Linked DNA regions of Homo sapiens: region 1 is linked to region 2. A link is a loop called in an ENCODE intact Hi-C map of the cell type or tissue named here. Cell type or tissue: PC-3. All regions are shown on one strand. Links, peaks and the distances in the headings refer to the core of each region. The heading gives the core; the rest is flanking DNA.

What was found. A loop is a pair of places that touch in the nucleus more often than their neighbours do. Peaks named below come from ENCODE experiments on the same cell type or tissue, not always from the same donor. Only the 100,000 strongest peaks of a DNase experiment are listed, where the experiment ranks them.
Region 1: a loop joins it to region 2, with 10 times the contacts of the local background. A loop is called at or near these places in 15 of 110 quality-filtered maps.

The regions. Positions count from the first base shown.
Region 1 is chr20:53,771,907-53,777,286 of GRCh38, reverse strand. No RefSeq gene overlaps it. Among named protein-coding and RNA genes, the nearest start is that of BCAS1-AS1, 140 kb to the left of the region's middle. RefSeq lists an enhancer at 2,000-3,199. In PC-3, for the core only: no CTCF peak of the experiment used is centred there; DNase peaks (open chromatin) are centred at 2,446 and 3,276; H3K4me3 peaks cover 1,388 bases; H3K27ac peaks cover 4,721 bases.
Region 2 is chr20:53,826,093-53,831,472 of GRCh38, reverse strand. No RefSeq gene overlaps it. Among named protein-coding and RNA genes, the nearest start is that of BCAS1-AS1, 87 kb to the left of the region's middle. RefSeq lists a cis regulatory region at 1,294-1,307 and enhancers at 1,229-1,373, 2,640-2,749. In PC-3, for the core only: a CTCF peak has its summit at 2,503 (motif pointing right); DNase peaks (open chromatin) are centred at 1,242, 1,912, 2,622 and 3,252; H3K4me3 peaks cover 3,196 bases; H3K27ac peaks cover 4,954 bases.

The sequences.
Region 1 (5,380 bases), core at 122-5,121, 54 kb after region 2:
TGTTCACTGTGTCACCCAGGCTGGAGTGCAGTGATGATCATAGTTCATTGCAGCCTTTAACTCCTAGGCTTAAGCAATCCTCCCACCTCAGCCTCCGGAGTAGCTGGGAATACAGGTGTGCACCACCATCCCTGGCTAATTATTTTAACTTTCGTTTTTGTAGAGATGGAGTCTGGCTGTGTTGCCCAGGCTGGTCTCAAACTCCTGGACTAGGATCCTTCTGTCTCAGCCTCCCAAAGTGCTGAGATTTACAGGAGTGAGCCACCGCACCTGGCCTAAATTTTTGTTTTGTTTCCTTTTGTTTTGTTTGAGACAGAGTCTCGCTCTGTCATCCAGGCTGGAGTGCGGTGGTACCAGTCTCAGCTTACTGCAACCTCTGCTTCCCAGGCTCAAGAGATCCTCCCACCTCAGGCTCCCAAGTAGATGGGACCACAGGTGTGCACCAGCACACCTGGCTAACTTTTTGTATTAAAAAAAATACAAAAACTAGAGACGGGGTATTTCCATGTTGCCCAGGCTGGTCTTGAACTCCTGGGCTCAAGCAATCTGGCCACCTCAGCCTCCCAGAGTGTGGAAATTACAGGCATGAGCCACCGTGGCGGCCTCTGAATTTGTTTTAAGCCACTAAGTTTGTGGCAATCTCTTACAGTAGCAATAGGAAACTAATAGAGTAGCTTATTTCATCCTCAACCATTCTATGAGGTATGCCGTATTCTCCCCATCTTGCACAAGAAAAAGGCTCAGTAAAAGTTAAGACCACTGTCCAAGGTCCCAGCTAGAAAGTGGTGGTGGTGCTTAAAATTAATCCCAAGTTTTTCTGAAGTTCAAGCCCAAGCTTTCATTATGCCTCCCAGTTATCTAGGGTTATTTCACTTCCACCTGTGTGCTCCCAGGAAATAGCCTTACTTCTCTTTTGTTTTTTGTTTTTTTTTCTGAGACAGAGTCTCGCTCTGTCACCCAGGCTGGAGTGCAGTGGTGGCTCCATCTCGGCTCATTGCAACCTCTGCCTCCCGGGTTCAAGCAATTCTCCTGCCTCAGCCTGCCACCACTTCTGGCTAATTTTTGTATTTTTAGTAGAGACAGGGTTTCACTATATAGGCCAGGCTGATCTCGAACTCCTGACCTTGTGATTTGCCTGCCTCGGCCTCCCAAAGTGCTGGGATTACAGGCGTGAGCCACCTCGCCCGGCCATAGCCTTAACTTCTTGAAGTAACTCTCTCAAGCGGCTGAACAGATTCACCGTGTCTTCCATCTACTGAGCTACTCTCTACTGTGCTCTGATATAGCTACGACACTTTTGGTTGTACATGAAGAAACCTAGTTGAACTAGCAGAAGTAAAAAGGGAGAATTTATAACAAGAACAAAAAGATATCTCATGAAGCCCAAGTCCAGGAAGGTGATTAGGCCTTAGGAAGGACTGAAACCAGGAGATGGGAAGCTAAAAAGAACCTGACCAGGCTGGGCATGGTGGCTGAATGCCTGTAATCCCAGTGTTTTGGGAGGCTGAGGCAGGAGGCCAGGGATTCAAGATCAGCGTTAGCAACATAGAAAGTTCCTATATCTACAACAAAATAAGTAAATGAACAAAATAAAATAATCCAACCAGCAAGACCTTCTGTTTTTCTTCTTTTTTTTTTTTTCCTTTGAGATGGAGTCTTGCTCTGTCACCCAGGCTGGAGTGCAATGTGCAATCTCAGCTCACTGCAACCTCCGCCTCCCGGATTCAAGCGATTCTCCTGCCTCAGCCTCCCAAGTAGCTGGAATTACAGGCATGCGCCACCACATCCGGCTAATTTTTGTATTTTTAATAGAGACGGTGTTTCAACCTGTTGGCCAGGCTGGTCTCAAACTCCTGACCTCAGGTGATCTGCCCGCCTCAACCTCCCAAAGTGCTGGGATTACAGGTGTGAGCCACCATGCCCGGCCTGGCCTTCTGCTTTTCCATTCCTGCTTCTCTGCATCTTGGCCTCATTCTTTTCACTGTAGATTGACTTTCTCTGTCGGTGCATTGTCATGGTGGAAAATGTCTACCTTTGTGCTCAGATTTATACCTTACAGATCCAACTATTCAAAGAGGCCGACTGACAGTCCTCAAGGCAACTTCCATGTTCCCTGGGGTAGAGAACTCGATTGTTTTGGTTTCCAGCAGGCATTCATCTCTTGTTGGATCAGCTATCAACAGGGTTATGAAGAACAAATATGGCTTCCAGGGACTCCCCTTAGCTGAGACAGTGGACTCAGGGCAGGGATACAAGAAACACTGAGCCGAGCTGATATCGCAAAAGATAAGTACCTCACATTTATTTTCTCCAAGTTTTGCCAAAAAGCAATAGAGATAATAAGGCACCTTCTTCCACACGGAAGACCTTCAGTGGTTTCCCAAAGCTTTCTTCCCTTGTGGTCATCTCTTTTCCTGGGAAACTCCCTAAATCCTTCAGCCATTCCTCATTATGACATAGTTCCCAGATCACTCATCAACTCGCCTCTTCCCCTACCGCCCCCTCAACCTATGAAACTTTGGCAGGATCCTCATTAAAAATTGTACTTTGTTTCCATAACGAACCTCCATTCTGCAAACATGGGTTGCCTAGCTCATTCAAATTGTTTTCTTTCTTTATTGTCCTTGGAGCCCACAAGGCATATCCTGACTCCATTAATGCAGCCTAAGATTCTTTGCTTGTCGGCAGCTGTATGCATCTGGCTCAAATTGAACTTGTGGCCAACGAGAAGCCCCAGAACTACTTCCCAGGAACTGCTGTCTGGCCAAGTCTCCCCATTCCCAGAAGTGAATAATTGATGCCAGAATCCACATCAATCCCTGGTAAATGCTCTCTTATTTCTTCCAATCCTTCATTTGAAGCTATGGAGACCATTGTGAATCTTGATCCTGTAATACCAATATTTTGTCTCCTAGAAATTGCATCTGAAAACCTTAATTCTTTAGTCCTGAATCAAAATGATATCCAGGATAGATCAAAGACAGGGTCCCAGGGCACACCCCTGGAGACCTTCTAGGTTTCCATGACTCTATTAATCAACATCAAATAACTGAAAATGTACTGCCAGTATTTTATGAACCTTTCATTCCTGGAACAGGAAAGGTGGCTGCCCAAATTCCTCAAATATTTTAGATGTTTAATTTTTATAAGGACAGAGAACATCTAGTATGATTATAATCTAGGGCATTAAGACTATGGGAAGCCTCTGAAAATCTTCTTTAATTTGGATGAATCATAATAACTGTCACTGAGTAAGCACTTACTAGGATTACTGAATTTACTTCTCACATCAACCCAGAGGAATTCATATTTCCATTTTATAAGTGTGTAACCAAGGTTACACAGAAGTCAGTTGGTGGAGCTGGAATTTGAACACAGGCTGTTGATTCATAGCCTAAATGTTTAAGCCTTACACCACGGGTGGATTTTTTTTTTTTTCTGTAAAGGATCAGACAGTAAATATTTTAGTCATTGGAGCCCATCCAGTCTCTGCCATTGTAGAGTAAAAGCAATCAGAGACAATATATAAATGAGTGTAGCTGTGTTCAAATTAAAAATCTTATTTATAAAAACAGGCAGTGTGACAGGTTTGGCCCCCAGACTGGAGTTTGCTAGGCCATCTTAGAATGTTCTTGCTTCCCCATCTGCATAGCAAAATCCTACTCAAATATGCAGCTCAAACATGATCTTTAAGTTACAAAACTAGGCAGCAACCTGGATTGACCTGTGGGCTGACCTCTGCCCTACACCAGCATGCCTCCCGACTTTGGATCTCACTGAAGAACTGTGAGGCTAAATGGAAATCCGAATCAGAGCCAGCAAGACTGACACCTTTCCCTTTTTTTTTTTTTTTTTTTGAGACGGAGTCTCCCACTATTGCCAGGCTGGAGTACAATGGTGTGATCTCGGCTCACTGCAACCTCTACCTCCCAGGTTCAAGCAATTCTCCTGCCTCAGCCTCCTGAGTAGCTGAGACAACAGGTGCACGCCACCAGGTCCAGTTAGTTTTTGTATTTTTAGTAGAGATGGGGTTTCACCATGTTGGCCAGGATGGTCGCGATCTCTTGACCTCATGATCCGCTCGCCTTGGCCTCCCAAAGTGCTGGGATTATAGGCATGAGCCACTGCACCTGGCCAACACCTTTTAAAATACATAAAGATTCACTCATTCTCTTTTTTTTTTCGTTTTTTTGTTTGTTTGTTTGTTTGGTTGTTTTTTCAGACAGAGTCTCACTCTGTCACCCAGTCTGAAGGGCAGTGGTACAATCTCAGCTCACTGCAGCCTCCGCCTCCCAAGTTCAAGTGATTCTCATGCCTCAGCCTCCCGGGTAGCTGGGATTACAGGCGTGTGACACCATGCCTGGCTAATTTTTGTAGTTTGGGTAGAGAAGGGGTTTTACCATGTTAGCCAGGCTGGTCTCAAACTCCTGATCTCGCACCCGCCGTGGCCTCCCAGAGTGCTGGGATAACAGGCGTGAGCCACCGCGCCCAGCCCAATCATTTTCTATTTAATACTTCCCTGAACAGTAGTGATTCCCTGTGAGGCTGTTTTGCTACCTTTTCCAAAAACTCCCCAAAATAAATTAATAAATTTATAACAATCCAACACATGCACACGCACACACACACCTGTGCTCTGAGTCCTGGCATATGTTTTCAGGCACCAAGAGCTTCCTAGCAGCCATGCATTTGTGTCCTGTAGCAGAAGTTTGTTCCCAAAGTGCTGGAAGTATCAGTTTGTGATTTGCCAGGATGAAAAAGGCAGTACGGAGGTGTCTTACTGGATGTTAGGATGCAAGCATTCAAGGATATGGTCCAGGAATCAGAGAGTAAAGATTAATTCAGGCTTAATGGAGGAGGTTGTAACCAATCCTGCAACCAGAAAAGAAGTCACACACAATTGTGAAGAGTAAGTGAAAGATACCAGGACCAGGCTGAGCGCTGAGGCTCACGCCTGTCATCCCAGGACTTTGGGAGGCTGAGGCGGGCAGATCACCTGAGGTCAGGAGTTAGAGACCAGCCTGGCCAACATGGCAAAACCCCGTCTCTACTAAAAATACAAAAAAATTAGCCGGGCGTGGTGGCAGTCGCCTGCAGTCCCAGCTACTCGGGAGGCTAAGGCAGGAGAATCACTTGAAGCCTGGAGGCGGAGGCTGCAGTGTGCTGAGATCACGCCATTGCACACTCCAGCCTGGGCAACAGAGCAGGACTCCGTATCAAAAAAAAAAAAAAAAAAAGATATGAGGACCAAAGCCCCATTATGAACTCGAGCAACTTGAAAAGAACAAAACAGGCATTTAATGCTGGTCCAGAGAAGACTACTGTTTCTAGAGACACTAATTTTCTTGTTAATGGGAAATGCAAACATTTGCAATTCACT
Region 2 (5,380 bases), core at 61-5,060:
GTTTCATCATGTTCCCCAGGCTGGTCTCGAACTCCTGAGCTCAAGCTCTCTGCCTGCCTTGGCCTCCCAAAGTTCTGGGATGACAGGAGTGAGCCACCACGCCTGACCTCTTTTTACTTTCTTAATATGACTCCTAGAAAATTTTAAATTTCCTGTGTGGCTTGCATTATATTTCTGTTGGGTAGCACTGTCCTAGAGGTGTATAAGCTAGTAAATAATACATATATTAATATAATACTTCATAGTGATGAATGCTTTGAAGAAAGTGAACAGGACAAGAAAATGGAGCCATATGGGAGGTGAGGGCTCTGGCAGTATTTCATAAGGGGCTTCCATGGAAGTCTTTTCTGAAGAGGTAATATTTGATTATCCAAAGATGCAAGGTCGGGCATGGTGGCTCATGCCGGTAATCCCAGCATTTCGGGAGGCCAAGGTGGGCAGATCACCTGAGATCATGAGTTCAAGACCAGCCTGGCCAATATGGCAAAACCCCGTCTCTACTGAAAATACAAAAACTAGCTGAACATGGTGGCACATGCCTGTAATCCCAGCTACTTGGGAGGCTGAGGCACGAGAATCGCTTGAACCTGGGAGGCGGAGGTTGCAGTGAGCCAAGATCACGCCACTCTGGCCAAAAAAAAAAAAAAAAAAAAAATGCAGATAAATCTTGATTCCTAGAGAAATTGCTTAGACTCTGTTTTTTCATTGTGTCACCAGCTAAAATAGTCAACGAATAATCATAGAGAAACTGAGGGGGTTAAAAAATGTGGAAATAGTTTGTACCTTCTTCTGTGATGGCCTGACAGGCTTACAAGCCAGGAATAATTATTTTTCTCTTGTAAACAGTCAGCAAATGTTCAGAGAACCATCTTATTTAGGCACAAGTAATAAAAATCTTACAAATAGATTTTTCCTTCCCTGTAGCTATTTGTAGCTACATTATCCGTTTTTATTTATTTCTGATAAAACAACACCCATGTCTGATGATGGAGGGGGGTGGGGAAACCATAAGCAGAACTTCATGTTCCTCAAGGGTCTAGCTTAATTCCAAACAATAATTGTGTTTCCTGTCTCAGCAGGATAAATGTACAGCACAGGAAATTCTGTATAGAGTGGGCAGAGGCACTTTTCAAATTTCCCATATGAAGAGTATGCTATTATTGGAGTAGGGTAATTTGAGCACCTCTCACAAGTATAGTATAAAAAGTTAAACCCAGATTAGAGAGTTCTGCCCAGGGGAAACGAAAGTAAACAAAAATTGAAGCAGTGAACTGTTGAAACTCTAAATGCCGTTGAACTTTGAGCATGAAGAAGCCCTCCAAACAGCCCGTGCACACAGTCAGAGAGCTGTTGTTAACTCAGATTCTATCATTTACAGGTGCCCCATGTTCATGACATGTTAATTAGGCTTGACAATAAACTCAGCATTTGTTTCATATTAGAACAATGAGATTTTATACATGACTCAAGGGCTATATTTAGTGAATTCAAATCCAATAAAATAAATTATTTCAATGCTTCTACATTCATATTTGGGAACCCTAAGTATACCACAGATCATATCATGCTGTTGACACCAAACCTCACGCACCAAAACCTTGAAATAGACCAGATAACCTAAACTGTGGGAATTAGGACTGTTCCTACCACTTAAGAAAGAGTTCTCCTGCGTTTGCTATATTTCCAGAACTTGGCTTTACATGAATCAAAGACATGAGATCTCTTCCCCCATTCTCCACTTACTCCCCAAATGAAAAGAAAATGAAAGAAAGGCCAAAGAGTATTTTCTTTATTTTCTAAAATTATTTCCAACTTTTCCTAGTGACTCTTAAAAATAGAAATGTGGCCAGTGGCTTACTGGTCGGATCCTGAGCCGATGATTCATTGCCATGAGACGTTATTTCGTGAGACATTCTCTAAGGGAATCCAGGGAAAGAATTCTGTCCTAGTCACTCACATATTATGCTTTTAAGAATGAGGTGTGGCCAGAGTTCTCAGAGATCCTTGAAGAGAAAATTATTTTCATTGTTTTTTCTGTTTGTTAGCACTTTAAAACTTAAAAACAGTTGGGATAATTCTACTCACTGTGTGGGGGACAGCATGGTGTGTTTGAAGACGTGCCCGGAAGAGCACAAAAAGTGACTCTTTCTCTCCCCCATACCACACACTCAAATATATGTCACCTCTCTATCTCACTCACGATTCACGCATCTGCAAAAGTTCACAGATAGCAAATTGGCTCTCCAATCAAAATAACAATGCCAGTAAAGAAACCTCAAAGGGTCCAGAAACAAACATTCAAACAACAGGGTCCTACGAAAATTTCATTAGAGAGGAAATAGGTCCTTAGAACAGAACAAAACTAAACAGAAACTCTGAAGGAAGATGAGAAAGAATACTATGAATGTGGTTAGCTAGAAAGCTATTCAACAGCTTCCTTGCTTCCCTAATATCCAGCTGCAGGAATATGCCAAGGGGAGAAAAAAAAATCTTTCTTAGTCCTACTAAACGTAGGAAAAGTGCTATTCTGACTCCAAAGCTGAGCTGTAGATGGCAGTGAGTGGGTGGGAAGGGAATGTGAGCCGTCCCTAACAACAACAGAAAGCCTTCTGCTAGTATCCGTTCCCAAACTATAAACACTCAGAGACTCCTCGCCAAGCACATAATAAAAATTTCACCTCCCCCCCCAACCATGGTTTCCTGTAGTTTGTACTATTCAAATGCAAATTGTGATGAATATCAGCGTGGACTCTCCAACTTAAAGAACTCTGATTTTTTTTTTCATAAGTATCCAAAGCTTCCCACTGAGAAGAAAGCATCATTTAGGAGATACTCAACTGGTTGAGAAATATATGTGCTTATTTTAGAATTGGCACAAGAATATGTAAAATGATCCACTGATAATGATCACCCTAAGGGATGTCACACCCAAACGCCTATTTTTGCAAACAGAAAAGGAACAAATACAGCATTCTTTACTGAAAACTCTAAAGGAGATCCTGCACCATAAATTACAGACCTAATCTAAGAGTCAAGCAATGTTTACTCTAAAAGGTGACATTCCGAAATTTTCCTACAATCGGATTAGATGGAAGAGCACATTGTCTTTCTTTCACTTGGGAAGTAAGCCCTACCATAATTCTCTTTTAAGGGATGAATCATAGAGCCCCCACATCTGACAATGGATTAAGTCATTTGTTTTGTTTCTGGGATATATTCTACCCTTCACTACAACTGGGATCTACAATTTGTTCTAACATTTTCTGGCAATTTCTGATTTGTTCAGACAAAGACCAGAAGCTTAAGTCCCACGGAATTAACTGGTTGGATTATTACCAAGGTGGAACAGAGCCAGAAGGTTGAGAACATACACATCGTGTGCTCTTGGGACATAATATCTGCCTTCGCAAGGATGGTATCATTTCTCAGCCTCTCACCCACCAGTTAGCTCAACGAACTGGAAATGTTTTTCTTTCCTTTCCCTTTTTTTTCCCTAATTTTTTAACAGCAGGAACAGAATAAACTGGTAATAAATCAGGCAAGCAATATTTTTTTTTTTGCTTCTTGGAACATACTAGAAAATAATAGTAACTTATTTGTTACAACACTTATATCTCTACATTAACCAACAAGCCAAAAAGAAGATGAAAGAAAAAATTAAGAAGAGACAAAGAGGGAGGAGGATGGGGAGGAAGAAAGAAGGAGGGAGGGAGGGACAGAGGGAAGGAGGGAGGGAGGGAAGAGGGAGGGAAGAAGAAAGGAAGGGAGGAAATTTTCTGATTCTAAAAAATCAGAAGTCACCAAAGTAGCTTTCATATTCAACTAATTGAAGAGTATGTTTAAATAATATTCCATTTGCCTAGTACTTCACAGTTTCACATACATCAGCAATTGGTTGCCTGATATCATTTATCATCTTTTATACTGGAGGAAACCAATGATTTCAAAGATTAAATAATTTAAGAATGATCATGTACCTAGTACAATATTGAGCCAAAATAAAACTTGGTATTTCAGTCTGCTATGGTTTGAGTGTTCGTCACCTCCAAAACTCTTGTTGAAACTTAATTGCCGATGTGGCAGTATTGAGGGGTTGGACCTTTAAGAGGTGATTAGGTCACAAGGGCTCTGTCCTCATGAATGAATTAATTCTTTCATGGATTAATGGGCTAATGGGTTGTTATGGGAGTGGAACTGGTGTCTTTATAAGAAGAGGAAGAGAGACCTGAGCTAGAATGCTCAGCCTTTGTGCCATGTGATCATGTGATGCCCTGTGCAGCCTTGCGGCTCTGCAGAGGCCCCATCAGCAAGAAGCCTCTCACCAGATGACTCTCCTCAACCAGCTTCTAGAACTGTAAGGAGTAAATTTTGTTTCTTATAAATCACCCAGTTTCAAGGATTGTGTTACAAGCAATGAATCAGACACAGTCTTAGTTAATAGTTAATAGTAATAGTTAATAGTTTTCATCATGACACTAGAGAGCTTTCATTTATTCTGGTTCTGCTACGATACTTACATTAATCTCACATTTTCACAGGTATTTCCCAGTTTTTATGAACCCTCTCCCAAAATTATTTTGTGAGAAATTAAAGCACTGCACAACGTTGCAGCCACTGAAATTGTTCATAGTACAGATCGCATCTGTAGATCCATCTCCTTCTGCTTTGCTCAGAAAACACATTGACTTGGGTGGTGGGCCTGTCTTCCTACCCGGTTTCTCTTTTTTTCTTTTCTTTTCTTTTTTTCTTGAGACAGGGTCTCACTCTGTTGCCCAGGCTGGAGTGCAGTGGTATAATCACAGCACACTACAGGCTCTATCTCTTGGGCTCAAGCAATCCTCCTGCCTCAGCCTTCCAAGTAGCTCATCTACAGGCATGCACCACCACACCTGGCTATTTTTTTTTTTTTATTTTTAGTAGGCACAAGGTCTCACTATGTTGCCCCAGGCTGGTCTCCAACTCTTGAACTCAAGAGATCTTCCTGCCTCAGCCTCCCAAAGTGTTGGGACTCTAGGCATTAGCCATCCTGCCCTGTCTTGCCCAGCATCTCTACCCAAAGGAAAGTACTCCTGCTTCATAGAAGTGCTTCTTAATGGGGGCAATTTTGCCCACCAGAAGACATTTGGCAACATCTAGAGACATTTTTCGTTACCACAACTATGGGGAAAGGAGAGAGGTACTACTGGTATCTTAGTGGGTAGAGACCAGGGAGGTTGCTAAACATCCTATAATGCACAGGGCAGCCTCACAACAGACAATCATCCAGCCCAGAGTATCAATGTTGCCAGGGATGAAAAAGCCCACTCCGTGGGAAGCCTGCTGAAGTCACATGACCCTGTGGGCTTACCCTCTTCTGACCCCACAGCAAGGAGGGGCATGA